Regions from separate parts of the Homo sapiens genome. Here region 2 is linked to region 1. The links are chromatin loops, found by intact Hi-C in ENCODE. Cell type or tissue: PC-3. All regions are shown on one strand. Each heading gives the region's core, and the rest is flanking DNA. Links, peaks and the distances in the headings are about the cores only. Region 1 overlaps DNAJC13 (DnaJ heat shock protein family (Hsp40) member C13). Region 2 overlaps ACP3 (acid phosphatase 3).

What was found. A loop is a pair of places that touch in the nucleus more often than their neighbours do. Peaks named below come from ENCODE experiments on the same cell type or tissue, not always from the same donor. Only the 100,000 strongest peaks of a DNase experiment are listed, where the experiment ranks them.
Region 2: it touches region 1 in a loop (2.9-fold over the local background); 9 of 110 quality-filtered maps call a loop at or near these places.

The regions. Positions count from the first base shown.
Region 1 is chr3:132,532,858-132,541,200 of GRCh38, forward strand. It overlaps DNAJC13 (DnaJ heat shock protein family (Hsp40) member C13), which reads left to right. Exons shown (of 56, transcript NM_015268.4): 56 at 5,319-6,175. The coding sequence ends at 5,425. Among named protein-coding and RNA genes, the nearest start is that of ACKR4, 60 kb to the right of the region's middle. In PC-3, for the core only: CTCF peaks have their summits at 3,342 (motif pointing right) and 4,622; a DNase peak (open chromatin) is centred at 3,354.
Region 2 is chr3:132,338,617-132,346,959 of GRCh38, forward strand. ACP3 (acid phosphatase 3) reads left to right here. Exons shown (of 10, transcript NM_001099.5): 6 at 3,936-4,028; 7 at 6,311-6,443. Among named protein-coding and RNA genes, the nearest start is that of ACP3, 25 kb to the left of the region's middle. In PC-3, for the core only: CTCF peaks have their summits at 3,804 (motif pointing left) and 4,607 (motif pointing left); a DNase peak (open chromatin) is centred at 6,345; H3K27ac peaks cover 942 bases.

The DNA.
Region 1 (8,343 bases), core at 54-8,053:
TTCCCAAGTAGCTGGCATTATAGGCTTGCACCACCACACCCAGCTAATTTTTGTAATTATTATTATTATTATTATTATTTTAGTAGAGACGGAATTTTGCCATGTTAGCTATGCTGGTCTCAAACTCCTGACCTCAGGTGATCCACCCACCTCGGCCTCCCAAAGTGCTGGGATTACAGGCGTGAGACACCACACCTGGCTTTTTTTTTTTTTTTTGCGACGGAGTCTGGCTCTGTCACCCAGGCTGGAGTGCAATGGTGCAATCTTGGCTCACTGCAACCTCTGCCTCCCAGGTTCAAGCCATTCTCCTGCCTCAGCTTCCCAAGTACTTGGGATGATAGGCATGTACCACCATGCCCAGCTAATTTTTGTATTTTTAGTAGAGGCTGGTCTCAAACTCCTGACTTCAGGTGATCTGCCCACTTCGGCTTCCCAAAGCATTGGGATTACAGGCGTGAGCCAGCATGCCCGCCCTCTTTTTTTTTTTTTTTTTTTTGAGACAGAGTCTTGGTCTGTTGCCCAGGCTGGAGTACTACAGCATGAGCTCAGCTCACCGCAACCTTTGCCTCCCGGGTTCAAACGATTCTCCTGCCTTAGCCTCACAAGTAGCTGAGATTACAGGTGTGCACCACCATTCCCAGCTAATTTTTGTATTTTTAGTAGAGACGGGGTTTTGCTGTGTTGGCCAGGCTGGTCTCGGACTCCTGACCTCAAATGATCCACCCGCCTCAAATGATCCACCCGCCTGGTACTCCCAAAGTCCTGGGATTACAGGTGTGAGCCACTGCACCTGGTCAGCCTTATTTTTCTTAACTAAGAGTAAATTGGCCCTGAAGAATAGTAATGTGTATATTATAAGCTTCTCTACAGGAAAGCCTCTTCTAATTCTTCTGTTCAGTCTTATCTATCATTCTTTGACTTAACTTGATGAAATAAAAAACATATGTCCTTGACTTACAGAGTGTGAACCAAAAGGTCTGTGGTTAGAATCCAGAAGAAATAGGGGTTTATCTTCAGAAACCTGGACTTCATTTGGTCCTCACCCCCATCCACATGCTTTAGTAACTATAGGGAAAAGGTATAGGCAGTAAAAAGCTTCTTGTCTGTGCCTTTCCTTTTACTTGGATCCATGCGGTGGCTTCTGAATGAGATATGAAAAGTGGCTGTGAAGGGGTTAGAAGAAGGTTAGGGAAAAAGAAAAGTTGGGGTATACAAATTTCTTCCCATCCCTGAGCCGGCTTAAGGGACAGCAAGTTCTGTACAGGTCTGGCCAAATGGGGAGATGGTATAAAACCCAACCAGGAAGGGGCATGGAGATAATGAGTCTTCCAGAAGGCCATTACTGAAGCCTGCAGACGTGTCCATGTAGAACAGTCTGGATAAGCTGTAAGCATTGTTGACCCCAGAATTGTGAAATTCTGAGCATGTTATCAATCTGGGATGCTCTTTTTTAGCGATGTCAGTTGCTGGAAATTTTTTCATCAGCTCTAGTCTGTCCTATTTGAAAGGACCAACTTGCCAGGTGCAATGGCTCATGTCTGTAATCCCAGCAATTTTGGAGGCCAAGGTGGGCGGACTGCTTGAGTCCAGGAGTTCCAGACCAGCGTGGGCAACACGGCAAGACCCCGTCTCTATAAAAAAATACAAAAATTTAGCCAGGCATGTTGGTGCATGCCTGTAGTCCCACCTACTCGGGAGGCTCTCTTGAGCCTAGGAGGTGGAGGTCACAGGTGAGCTGAGCTCTCACCACCACACTCCAGCCTGGGCAATAGAGCAAGACCTTGTCTCAAAAAAAATTAAGTTACATTAAAAATGAAAGAACTATTTCAAGAATTAAAGCTTCTAACTCTTGCTGTCTGCCTGAAATTGTAGTATATAAGATGTCAGCCCTACATCCTCTAACTACAGATGATGTAGGCAAATTAAGAGATAAATTAGGTAAATTTACTGCCAGTTGGATTGATGTGTGCTCATTGCTTGAGTTGCCAAATGTTTTTTGTGTTTGAGCTTTTCATTGATGTATTGTGTATCATGTGTTTGATAAAAGGGGCATGTAGTTCTAATAATGATAAAATCCCATGATGTGGAACTCCAGGAATTTATAGTGTTGTGTTGAATTGGAATTTCATTTAGTTAAAATGTGCCCCGTGCTACTCCCAAACTTCAGAAGATACAGATTGTACCCAGCCCCTCTGTAATCATTGAAATCAAGGTTGCTGTGACAACACACATCACCAACCCTTTCTTCTAACTGATATCTTTAGGTGAGTTTGGCAGGTTAGGTGGATTTTGTTTAGGACATGGGGAAAGACAAAGGAGTTAATTACTACTTCAAAGTAAGATAAAAATGACCAAAACTACGTTTTCTTCTCTCTGGCTGCTGAGTAAATGTCATTCAGTCACATGCCCAAGATTTGGGGTAAAAATTTTAAAGTCCTAGGTAGGATTACTCAATCTTGATAAATTTAAATGAGACTGCCTATTTCCATAGGTTCTCTAGCCTGGCATATTTTGTTTTATGATAAATGCTTATTTAAAGGTGCCTCAGTGGAATTTTTCCTGTGATGCAGATAAATTGTGGTTACTCATTATCCAGGGCCCTTGATCACTTAGCCATTTATTAGGTTCTAGAACAGCTTGGTGCTGATGGTCTCAGAGCCTCATAAAAAATAATTTCAGCAGTGAAAATCCTCAAATTACCTAACCTAGAAAATCAGTAGCAAAAGAAGGAACAACAGGAAAAGGAACAGAGGCCAGGGTGAAGATGCTTCTAGGAGCCAGAATTGGAGATGAACTTTTCACATATACATTTCATCGTGGTAGCCAATTCAGTTTTGTGGGATTCTCTGTAAATTTTCCATCTTTTCTCATTTCTCTGAAGTCCAGCAGCCTTGTGCAATCTTGCCACATGCCCATTCCTGGCAGCCCCTGCTCTTCCCATCTTTCTCTGAAGAACACAACTGCCCTATTCTGTGCAAATGACCAGGCAGCACCTTTTAGCCCCAAGAAACCAGACACATCCTCAAGGAGAGGCCAGGGTCCTGGGGAGAGCATCTCGGATTTCATTTGTAGAACTATCCGGGAATTGATTTTGATTTGCCTTTCCTAAAGAGGCAAATGATGGTACTAAAATTTGGTTTCTTCCTTCTAAGCCCATCATTTCACCATTTAGATTTTAGCTCAGAGGTTCCCACATTTTCTCAGTTCACAGTGCCCTTAATAGCTCAGTAATTTTTTCATCCGTCCCCAAGCCAAAAGAAATACCTAATAATTTAGTTTATGAAGTAATTGCAAGACAACTTGAAAGTAGTTGTTTGTATGGTGGTCAGCAGATGGCGCTGTGTTTCAAATTTAAAATACCCAGCAGTTAGCTGGATGATGTGGCAGGCAACTGTAGTCCACATGGACAGGCCGAATCCGCTACTCAGTAGGCTGGGGTGGGAAGATCACTTGAGCCTAGGAGTTCAAGGCCTGGATAGGGGAGTTGCTTGAGCCCAGGAGTTCAAGGCAACATAGTGAGACCCCCATCTGTTAAATACACACACACACAGAGGGGCAAAGGGAATAAATAAATATCCAGCAATGCCCCAGGGTGCCTCAGCACACAGTTTGAGAACTGCGTCATTAATCCACTTTCTAGATGCAGCATTCATGGTTTGGTCTTGTAACCTACTATTTTGATGGGAACCAAGTTGAGCCCACAATCAGAATTGCTCAGAAACTACACAGTCTGGAGTGTTTGAGGTCTTACTGTTAAGGGTTACATCTTTGATGACACCTACTGGATGGTTTTGCAGTAATCATGCTGCAGCCTAAAGTTCAGAGAATATGAGGGTGGTGGGAAATGATCACAGGGTGCTGCTGTAGCTCTGAACTGCGTTGTCAGAAGGGTTTGTTGACCTGGTGGCCTTTTTCCTGAGCAGACTGTGAAAGGCCTGGCATCCTGATTGGCTCAAGGCAGGAGTTGATAGATGCAGGCTCCCACAGTACCTTAAAAAGGAGAAATATTTTTTGTAAGTTCTACAAGTACAAGGTTTTTATAAGTACAGCGTTCCAAGTACCTGGGCACTCTGGTTGGCTTCAGTTACAGCTCACACAGGCTGAGTCATCTCTGCCTATGTATCTATACAAGCCATTTCACATCCATAGTACCAATACTTTTAAGGTCAAAAACAAGATGAATCTGAATGGTGGCCTTTTTGTCCTCCACCAATCCCTGTTTCTACCTTCATCAAACTACTCTGCTGTTTGCACTTCCTCACAACTTCCCTTGCTGCTTATATTTCTTTTTTCCCCTCAGGTGTCTCTCCTTCCCTTCTAACTGGCAGCAGCCCCCTTCACCTCAGGAGCGGGCTTTAGATCCGCTCTGCCAGGCAGCTTGCTAACTTCTGTGTAGCTCTCTGAAGCAGGTAGAGAAATGTTTTGCTAAATGCATGCCGCTCCCACTGCCTTTCTAGTCCTAACCCTCAATGTTCCTTAGTTGTTTGCCTTGTTTCCTACAATTTCAGCTAAAACTATTGCTCAGTATGCAGTATTATGCTACAGTGTCCCTTGCAAGTACTTGTTAGTTTGTGCAGTGCTTCTGAGATGTAATTAAATGTTTATGCAATGTTTAAAATAAACTCTAGAGGGCTAAAGCCATTAATATGCCCATAGGACACATCTCGATAAATGCTGGCATATATGGCATTTTCATGCAATAGAAACTGTTAGAATCAAGGGAGAAATATAAGACTAAAATATCAGTACCCTTTCACATAGCATTCTTGTTTTAACCTATGACAGATGGATGTCCAGAGCCTTTTCTTTTTCAGAGTCCTTGGTTTAGCAACCCTTGTTCGTTTGGTGTTACTTGTTATAATAGCATTTCTTTGCACCAAATGAAAATAGGTTAGTTTGAGTGTTGACAGAAGTGTTTATGTTGAATTTTGTCACATATGACTTTTGGATGAGCTGAGTGTAGAGTTTCTTTTGTCTGTCTGTTTCCATTTTTTCCATTCGACATAGTTCTTTTCAGTGCTCGGAATTTTTTGAAAGATTGAATTTCCCAAATGTAAGAAAGAAAATTTTATCCATATTTCCACACCAGTGTTACTGTCCAGCATACATTTTGAAATGATTTCTAGTCTATAGTGTAGGCAAACATGAAAATAGTACTATGTAGCTGTTTATTAAGGTATAGATGTAATTTAGGTAATTGAAATAGATGATTAGTTTTGTGTGATGGAGTGCCTGAGCAGGTTCTGACATTTTTATAAAGGTCAATGTTTTCACTTGACTGCTTTCTAGAGGTGTGTGTTTACCTTTCTCTCTTGCAGGACCTGGAGTTGCTGGCTACCTTACCGCAGGTACATCTACATCAGTCATGTCTAACCTGCCACCTCCTGTAGACCATGAGGCAGGCGACCTTGGCTATCAGACTTGAAATATTCACGAGAGACAATAAACGCTGAAAGGCCAGTGCCAAGTCCACATTCCTCCAGCTGATACGTTGAAGCAAACTCTTACTGCCTTTCTCCTGGTTTCATGACAGTGTTATTCCTTTTTCTATAAATATATTTTTAGGAAAAAAAGTCAGTGATCCTAATTGTATCACATTATAAGAAAGCACTCTGTGGATCAACATAAGTGGGTACACAAGAATTTTTTTTTTCTTGGTGTATGTAAGCACATTTGTTCCTTTATATCTGTTTACAAAACTGTGAATCAAAAAGACAAAACTTTCTTCCTAGTTTTTGTAATTTTTTTTTTGAACTAGCATGACTGTAGGGTTGAGCTACAGTCAACAAAAATTGGGCTAAGTCACTTTTCCCCAGGAAAGAATATTTCCCTCTCCTGCATCAAGTCTGCGTGGCCATCCTCCCCCCACCATCCAAGACTATTAGGTTTTGTCCCTGCACCCTTCACTGGCATCCTCAATCATTAACCTTCTGAAAGCTCACAGTACACATTAGTATGTATAACTGGCTTTACCAAATTGAATGAAAAGGAGCTTGTGCAAAAAAATTTAAAAATGGATGTCAAGATGTTATGTAAAAGATGAGTGTAATTGTGAAATGTTCTATACACTATCAAATATATAAAGCTTTCTATATTGAATGTACATTATACAGATCATTCATATGTGTACATAAAATTTTAAAAATAAAGGGAATTGACTGCTTTGTTAATGAGATATATTTGTTCTAGTTTAATCTTTCCGTTTGAAGACCTCATATATCTATCTTTATTTCTAAGACAGATGTAGTATTAAACAGACGTTATCTTACATTCGTAACTCTTCATATAGATGGCTGCATTAACATAATCTAATCATTCCTAACTTTAATATTTCAGCCACATCTAAGTTTCCAGACACAGCATCTCATTTATTTTTCATACAACATTCAGGAATGGGTCAGGCTGTTAATAATATGTGACATTAATTCTACTATTTTTAAGAAGAGAAAATTAAATAGCCAGAAGATTTTTCAAGTAACAAATCTCAGCACATAGATTTTCTAGTGTGACCACAAACTACAAGAAAATATAAACATGGAGAATATAAACAAACAGTTCTTAAAGAATGGGGAAATACCCACACTTCCAAGTTTCCTTTCAAAGCAAGAACCAAGTTTATTCCACAGTTGATGTGTAAGAACAGCCAAAATGGAAACTTACTCCTATTCCAAATCACTAATTCAAACTTCTGCATCAAGTTTATCATCTCTAACAGATTATAGAGTAATATGTTAATGGAAGTATTTTAATATGTAACTAGGGTTTTAGTTTCTAGACAATAGTTGGGTATAAAAATGTGTTCACTAAAAAATTATAACAGCTAAATTGGGATTAGGTATTTAGGAGAGCATAAATCAACATAGCAATGTTTTCTTTTAAATACTAAGAATATAAGTATTGTGAATACAATAGTTAAAGGCCCGTTAAATTAGTCTACGATCATTGATGTTTAGATGCCAACAATACTTAACCTTTATTGAATATTTACTGTCTGCTAAGTATTGCATAATCTCATTTAATCCTCAGAACGAACCTGTGGGCCAGTTAATCCTCAGAGCAAACCTGTTGGCCTGGTACTGATATAATTCCCATCTTCCAGGTGAAGAACATGAGGTTCAGATAAGTAAAGCAGCTTACTAAAAGTCACACAACTAGTAAGTAACAGAGTAAGAAATCAAAACTCTTATGTGACACTGAGGTCTGTATTCTGAGCCATAATATGAAGACAACAGCAATGTCAGGCAAGTGTCTGTGATGGGGAAAGCTGAGTTTTGATCTTTGAGGGTGGAGGCTTTATCTGAGATTTAAGCATGAAGTCGTTTGCCTCAGTCCTGAGTTATAAAAGACAGCTTGAGCAGGGTAACAGGAAAGTATATATAGGACACCTGGAGGGGTGGGGGTTGTCTGGTATGGCTGGGGGATAAGGGTCCAGAGAGAACCCAGCCTGAGACCCAGGGAGGAGCCAGCTGGACGGTGTCCTAAGTGCCAAGCTGACGCATTAACATCAAACCTAATAGTGATTCAGGAATGAGATCTGTATTTTAAAATAAACAGCAGTGTGGAATGATCACTTTGGTGCGTTTGTTGGGAGAGGGGCTGTTTAGAGGTAGCAAAACTCAGAGATACACTCTAGTAACCCACAGTCCATCTAAGGAGCAGTGCAGAGGCAGAACACTGGAAATGGGCAAGAGACCATGCCGGACCCTCGTCCGTCCACTGAGGATCATCACCAGATGCTCAGCTCAAGAATCCCTTTCAGTCTAGAACTTCTGTGATCCTTCTCATGCTTAAATTGTTCATTATATGATGAATATCGTGTAAATAAGCTTTATTAGGATTTTGAGAAGAGCACTGTGAAAAAAAAGTTGCAGATAAACTTTCTTGCAACCTACTCTGACTAGGAATTTCACCGCCTCCTTGAGTTTTTGGGAAGGCATGGCCCTCCTTTTACTGGCCAGTAGCAGTGTGACCAAGGAAGGCAGACTTCTTTGTTTCCTTATCTATAAGGTTCATTCTGAGCCCATTCCTCAAAGGGGTGTTATGAGAATTAAATAGGGGTGTTATAAGGCCAAAAAAATCAAATTCATTCCCCTTGCAATAAGATAAAAACCAGTGGTTATGAGGAATTGGATGTATGTGCTTTCTGTCCAATGAGTTATTAATTAGGTATTCTTTTAAAAGACTGAACTCCTTTTGCAATATGTAGTTGCATGGTCACATGTGTGCTCATGCCACTTTTGTGATGGGAGAGGGGAGGACAAGGACTTCGGGGAAGTTAGTCATTAGGGACTAAATGGTTGTATCTTCCCCCAAAATTCATAGGGTGAGACCCTAACCCCCAGT
Region 2 (8,343 bases), core at 131-8,130, 190 kb before region 1:
GCATGCAAATGCCCATTTCTCCACAACTTTGCCAACAGTATGTGGACCACTCTGGGGATATTTGCCAATCTGGTAAGTGGAAAATAATATCACTAGAAGCATCCATCTCCTCTAAAATTAGGAATAAGACAAGGAAGCTCACTATTATAACTACTGTACAACATCGTGCTATAGTACTTTTCTTCTTGTGATGAGTGAGTTTGGGTATCTTCATCTAGTTAAATACCATTTTTTGGTTTGTTTTTTGATATTGTATTTCTTTTTTAACTTTTATTTTAAGTTCAGGGGTACAAATGCAGGTTTGTTATATAGGTAAACATGTGTCATGGGGGTTTGTTGTACAGATTATTTCATCACCCAGGTATAAAGCCTAGTACTCATTGGTTATTTTTCCTGACCCTTTGCCTCCTCCCACCCTTCACCTTCCAAGAGGCCCCAGTGTGTCTTCTTCCCCTCTATGTGTCCGTGTATTCTCATCAGTTAAATGCCATTTATATTTCCTTTTATATCAATATCCCTTGACTATTTTTCTTTTGGATGATTGATTTTCCTTTTGCTATAAGTTTTTAGAAGCTTTTTTCTATGTATTTTAACATTTCTGTCTGTGATATTTTGTGTGTGAAAAAAAACACACTCAATGTGTTTTTTCCTATTTTTCTCACTTGAAAACACCAATCAACACAGACAGAAGACTTCTGTGACCAAATATGGGGGATCTCTCTGCAAGAAAAGGCAGCCCGTTCTGCAGTAGACACCAGCTGGGTGGCCTCCAATTCAGTTTTGACACCATCTATTTGGAGATAGCATCAGATCCTACAGGTTGAGGGCTCAGGCCCCAAAACTGGCCACCCCCAACCCGCCACCTCAGACACAGATGAAAGTCCAGACCTCCAAACTTCTGACAGGCTGGCTTTAAGTTGGGGTTCCCACAACTTCCTCTTTGGGTTCGATCAGTTTGCAGGGGCAGCTCACAGAACTCAGGGAAACACAGTTATTGGTTATTACAAAGGATATTACAAAAGATATAAGGAAAAGGTCAAGGAGCTTGCCTGCCTTCTTCAGGACCACCACATTCCAGGAACCTCTAAGTGTTCAGCTCTCTGAAGGCTCTCTGAACCCTCTCCCTTTGGGCTTTTTATGGAGATTTCATTGCATAGGCATGATTGATTAAGCCACAGGCTATTGGCTATCAACTTAAATTTTAACTCCCTCCCCTCCCCAGAGGTTCTGAAGTAGGGCTGAAAGTCCCAACGCTCTAATCCCGGCCTTGGCTTTCTGGTGACCAACCCCCATCCTGAAGCTGGCCAGGGACTGCCAGCCATCAATCAATCATTAGCATGCAAAAAGACATACTTTGGAGACTCCAAGGATTTTAGGAATTCTATGGCAGAAAATGGAGATGAACACCAAATAGAAGGCCGGGCACAGTGGCTCACGCTTGTAATCCCAACACTTTGGGAGACCAAGGTGGGTGATCACCTGAGGTCAGGAGTTTGAGACCAGCCTGGCCAACTTAGTGAAACCCTGTCTCTACTAGAAACACAAAAAATTAGCCAGGCGTGGTGGCAGGCGCCTGTAATCCCAGCTACTCAGGAGGCTGAGGCAAGAGAATCACTTGAACCCAGGAGGCGGAGGTTGCAGTGAGCCGAGATGGCGCCACTGCATTCCAGCCTGGGCAACAAGAACGAAATTCCGTCTCAAAAAAAAAAAAAAAAGACCAAATATATATTTCACAATATCATAGATAATGAATGGCATTTTTAAAAAAAAGTTTGTCTATTAACTGCTTACCGTGTTCTTGCCATGTAGGTTCTGTATCAATGTATTCTTATATGGCTTCTATATTTTGAGTCATGTTTAGAAAAGCTTTCCCCACTCCTAGGTTATAAAGGAAGTCTGCAATGCTTTCTTCTAATTCCACTCTAGCTTCATTTCTCATTTATATATTGAATTCATTTACAGTTCATACTGGTAGAAGGTATCCTGTTTAAGTTTTTTCCTGGAAGATTATCTAATTGCTCCATCATTGTTTATTGAATAGTTCATTTTTTTCCTACTTATTGAAGCTATTATATATTAAAATTCCCATAGGTGTGGGGTCTATTTATGTAATTTTTATTCTGTTTAATTTTTTATTAGCCAAAACTTGGGTTTTAACTATTAAGACTTTATAATATGCTTTAATATCTAAAGGGCTAGTCATCCCTCATTGCTTTTTCTGAGTTTCCATGGCTATGTTTTAATTTTCTTTGTGAACTTCAGAGTCAGCTTGTCTAGTTCCAAAAGTATTTTTTAATTTTTAGTATTTTCATTAGGATCATATTAAATTTATTTAACTTAGGGAGAATTTGCAACTTTTCACTGTCAAATCTTCCTAAGAATATGGTACATGTTCCTACTTGTTTTATCTTAAAGATTATTTTAGGGTTTTCTTCATATATGTCTTTACATTTTTTGTTAAGTTTGTTTCAGGTTTACAGTATCTCCAGTTTTCAAAAATGTGTATCTCTGATTTCTTCCTTTTGCCTATTTGCACTGGCCACTACTTACAGTATAATGTTATGGGCAGTGTTGGTAGCGGGTATTCTTGTCTTATTTCTGATTTTAGAGGAGTTTTCCTAATAAGCATACAGGCTTTTGAACCAAAATAGACATATTTTTATGAAATTAAGGAAATATCCACCTTTCTTATTTTCTTGAGTGTATTTTTTTAAATCAATATTAGTTGTTTAATCTCCTGAATGATTGTTTTAACATTTTTTAATACAATCAAATTATTTTTCTCCTTGGATTAATTACAATGATTGATTACATTCATAGATTTACCAATGTTGAACAATCTTTATATTTCTCAAATCAAACCCATTTCCTTTTATGTGACATTGAATTACTTCCTGTTATTTTACTTACACCTTTTGCATTGATATTTACAAGTGGCATTGAACTAATAGTTTTATTTTGGGGGCAATCTTTGTCAGTATCAGTGTTACACTTAATTCATAAGAAGTTTTTGAAAGTTTTCTTTCATCTTCTATGCTCCAGAACAGTTAAAATAGCATTAGAATAATTTACTCTTGAAAAGCTTGGTAGAATTCCTCTATGACAGTCATCTGGCCCTGGAGCTTTTATGTTTGAGAAGATGGCAGTAGGAGCTCTTTAACAATAATTTCTATTATTTTATGAAAATCTATTGAGGTTAATATTGGCAAATTGTAGTTCCCTAGAAATTTCATCCATCAGACAGACAATATCTTCCAAAAAGGCTTCCCAGAAATGGCTGCCAATTTCAGCAGTCAGATAGCTGAACATTGGGTCTCATTATTGCGACATTCCAAGAAACATACAGAACCTAGCGAAAGATTTGCATTCCATCCAAGTTTTATATGTATAGCCAAAGACCAAGCCCTATTTGTGTTGCATGTTCCAGGATGCTTTGGCCTGAAATATGCTTTCCTTTCTCACCTGGGACATATTTACACATGAGTTATACTTTACCCACTTCTAAAAAGAATCTGAGGCAGTACACTTCAATCCAATTCCAGCACGAACCAGGAACATGTGGCAGTCAGCCAGCATCTATCTACATTTTAAATGTAATAATAAGGAATAATCAATTCGTGTTTGTAAAATTCTTTGGAATGACATTATCGTAACCAATATTACTGGTGCATTTTTCTGTGAAGAACAGCGGTTCTCAACAGGGGCGCATTTGCCTCACAAGGAACATTTGGCAATGTCGGGAGATATTCTGGGTTATACAAGTGGGAGATTAGGAATGCTACTGGCATCTAGTGGGCAGAGGCCAGGATACTGTGAAACATCCTATAATGCACAGGAGAGCTCCCTACAACAAACAATTGTCTGGCCCAAAATATCAATAATGCTGAAGCTGAGAAACCTGTGTAGGAATTTTTCTTTCTCTGTTTGTGTTTCAGGATTTTATAGCTACCTTGGGAAAACTTTCAGGATTACATGGCCAGGACCTTTTTGGAATTTGGAGTAAAGTCTACGACCCTTTATATTGTGAGGTAAAAGAAAAAAAAATCACAGGTTAACTTGCAATCTGATTTTATGATTTATGCTTATTTTGAAATAGATGAATATCTTTTCTTTCACTTCTTTATGAATGTATTACTTATACTTCTTTTGACATTGAAACGTAATTCACAACTTCCTTATATTAACTTGAAAATGCTGACTTCTCTTTTCTCTCTATTATTATTTATGTTTTCACCCTTTAGAAAATTACAAGCAAAATTGCTTTTCTTCTATGAGTTTCCACTTTAGTTTTTTCCCCCCTTGGATTCAGTAGGAGCTTATTTATTTTGCAGCCACTCAAAAATGCTGGGTTCCTGTCCTTGGTCTTAATGAAAAAACAATGTTGTTATAAAGAAAGAGGGGAAAATTACCTGATTTCCGAATGTAGAAATAAACAAGCAAAATATAAGCCAGGCTATTTATATTTGCTTAACAAGAAAGAACTTCTTTCTTGCTTTGCGATGCATTTGAAATACCGTTTGTGGCCAGATAAATTACGATTGCTTTTCAAGGTTACATGGTGTTTCTCACTCACCATGCTCCACCTTCTGGCCAAAAGGAGTACTCTCTGTTCCTGTTTTCCCAACTAGCTCACTAAATATGGGGCAAGATTCTGACCACCCACCTAATTCATATTGACTTCTAACTTTGAGGTCATCGTGAGAGTCTGGGGGGCAGCAATTACTTCCGTAGTTCTATCTTAATAACAGATGACACAGTTTGCCTCCATCCATCCTAAAGTTAATTGACCCAATCACATGCTACTTTCCCAGTATTTTCACTTAATCATCAGCAACTATTTCAGTGAAAATTCATTAGCATTGTAAAAGACTCTTCAGTGAAAACAAGAGCCCCCATTTTTGTTCCAGTCATAATTTTTTTTTCTTCCTTACTACAGTTTGATCTGAGCTATTCCAAAATGTGGTCATGTCATGTGATATTTTTTCCAAATCTCTCTCACTTATTTCCTCTGTAGGTCACTCCACTTTGGTCTCCTCTTTCACGAACTCACTTTCTCTCACTCTTAATCCTGCCTTTGAAACTGGGGGACTCCTAATCAACTCTTCCTAACGGGTAATAAATATTGGCACAAGGTCTCACCTGCCCTGCTTGTACTTAACCATTCATTTAACGCATATTTACCAAGTATCCACTGTGTGCAAGGTGCAGGCTTTCCTCAAGAGTCAGTGAACTACAGCCAGGTATGGTGGCTCCTGCCTGTAATCCCAGCACTTCTGGGAGGCTGAGATGGGAGGATCATTTGAGGCTAGAAGTTCAGGATGAGCCTGGGCAGCATAATGAGGCCCTACCTCTACAAAACACTTTTAAAAATTAGCCACGTGTGGCCAGGTGTAGTGGCTCATGCCTATAATCCCAGCACTTTGGGCTAAGGTGGGCGGATTGCCTGAGCTCAGGAGTTCGAGACCAGCCTGGCCAACATGGCGAAATTTCATCTCTACTAAAAATACAAAAATTAGGCGGGTGTGGTGGCGCATGCCTGTAATCCCAGCTACTCGGGAGGCTGAGGCAAGAGAATCGCTTGAACCCAGGAAGTGGAGGTTGCAGTGAGCTGAAATCGTGCCACTGCACTCCAGGCTGGATGACAGAGCAAGATTCTGTCTCAAAAAAAAAAAAAAAAAAAAGTGCCACGTGTGGTGGCATGCACCTATAGTCCCAACTACTCAGGAGGCTGAGGTAGGAGGATTGCTTGAGTCCTGGAGTTTGAGGTTACAGTGAGCTGTGATGGCCACTGCATTCCAGCCTTGGTGACAGAGCAAGACAATGTCTCTGAAAAAAAAAAAAGAAAAAAAAAGTCAGCAAACTAGACCTTGATGGGGGTAGGGGAGAATATATTACTGAAGGCTCCAGAAATATATTGCCTTTCCTAACTGGCCTCTCAGGCAGCCCATTCAGCTTTTAAGGAAATATCATTTAACTCTGTCAGGTTCATAGAAAGATTTCTAACCCTTTCATAAAGGAATGAGGTATTATTTCCCTACTGCACCCTTACTCTGCAAAATATGAGCCACCCACTGATCCAGAGTTAAACCAAAAGCTATGGACTGGGTAGGAATGGGTAAATTCATTTATATAAGCTTTTCTTCTGAAAGTCAATACCACTACTTATCACAATATGAAGTTCTTTTAGAAAGAAATGGCAGGACAAGAAAGTCTGGCCCTACTAGTTCTTGTGAGGTGAAAAAGGATAAGTCAACAAAGAGGACAGTCATATAAATACACATACATTTTTCTTCCTTTTTCTTTGCTACAGAGTGTTCACAATTTCACTTTACCCTCCTGGGCCACTGAGGACACCATGACTAAGTTGAGAGAATTGTCAGAATTGTCCCTCCTGTCCCTCTATGGAATTCACAAGCAGAAAGAGAAATCTAGGCTCCAAGGGGGTAAGTATTAAAAAATGAGAGGAGCATATTGGATTTGTGGTTGAATGATCCAGGTCTGAGTCATTCCCTCCACTAATCAACTGTGTGATCTCAGACAGTTCACTTAATCACTCTTGCACCAGCTTCCATTCTGCAAAATGGGGATATTAATGATACCTACTTCATAGACAGTGAGTATTAAAATGAATGTATGTATTCAAATGGCTTAGAGCAAACAGTACCTGGTACATAATACACTGTCAATAAATGTCATATGTTAGTATAATCATAACTATTACTCACTCAAGCCCTTAGTTTTCTATCTGGAAAATGAAAGCTAAAGCTAAATGATCCTTTCCATCCCCTCCAGATCAAAAATCAAGGATCTGTGTCTGAGCCACATGAAAATCAATTGTGTCTTGTGGCCTATATGATGAATTTTTCAAGTGGGAGGTATGACAAAAGTGGCCTGTTTTCCTGAAACCCTGAGTGGTAGTCATTGTGAAAGCCGATAAAATATATTTTTCAGGCTAATTGTTATATTTTTCAGACCAATTATGTGCTGTTAAAATATGTTGCAATTGACAAGTTTATAACACAGCTTGAAATTTTTCATTGACATTGAAAGCTGTTGAGATTTATTTATCAGTGATGCCTCTTCTTGGTTAGAACTGGCTCTTCGTAGCACAGGACACCCTGTCATATGAAGGCAGACCCAGGCAAGAGGATGCTGGATTCTTGTAATCAGGATAAGTGGATGGAAGAAAAAAGTCAGGACCAGCAAAGACAAGGACAGATGTTGGGGCTTATGAGAGAAACTGGATGGGCAGGCCAAGATACCAAATGAGGTGTCAGACTTAGATGTGGTTATCATAGGTATTAAAACTAGGGATAAAGAAGAAGAGAAAGTTCATCATGTCAGGTTGACGTAATGAGGAAAGTCCAAGCCACAGGAGATGGTCCAAGTCAGGCTGACACACATATTCAAGGCATTTTGAGATTAATACAATCACATCATGATTCCAGCCATTGACAGACACTATTCACCACAGCATCAGGACAAGTCCATCAAAATCCCAAGAGAATGCATAGAGGCAAAGCATATTAGGGCTGGACCAGACTGGGAGGTTGTTCACTGAGGCTACTTAACTAGGGAAAAAATTCAAATCACTGACCAGAAAAGGAATCAATTATAGCTAGAAAAGCAGGGCTGCACACCAGGTATAAAGAGTGAGGCAAGCTGTAACCAGGGGAATGAGGTATGAAACCAGGATGGTCAGGAGCAAATTCATGTGAGATGAATAAAGTAGGTTGGGGCAAAAAATTTAGGACAGTGGCCATTAACGACATGAGGTTGTTGTAGATCTGCTATTACAAAAATCCTGATTGCATGGCACAGAGACAGACTTGATAGAAATGTGCAAGTCCTTACTTCACATTAAACACATGAGCAACAAGATCCAGCCTTGAGGAAGGGAGAGTCTCCAGAGAGGAGTCTTAGATGGAAGCTGGAGTGTTGGAAAAAATTACCAGGCGGGATACAGACTGTGTCTATGGGCAGAACCCAGGAAGAAGCTCAATCTTAAGTGCTTAACAACAAAAGATGTAGAGGGTGCCTTGGAAGCCACATAAGCACTCAGCCTCATTTCTGGCCCACCAGGTGCCAGCAGTGTGACTCAGTTGCAAGCCCCATCAAATGGTGGAAGCGGGACTCTTGATTTATTTCCCCCAACCTAGTTATGGTGGATTCAGGCACCTAGTCCCTCACAACTCAAAGTGCAGTCTACTTTTCAGCATCGGCATCAACTACCACCTGGCTAGAAACACAGGCCCCACTCCCAAACGAGTTGAATCAGGATCTGCATTTGAATAAAATCCCAACATGCTTTATACCAGACAGGAGTTGACAGTAGTCTAATAG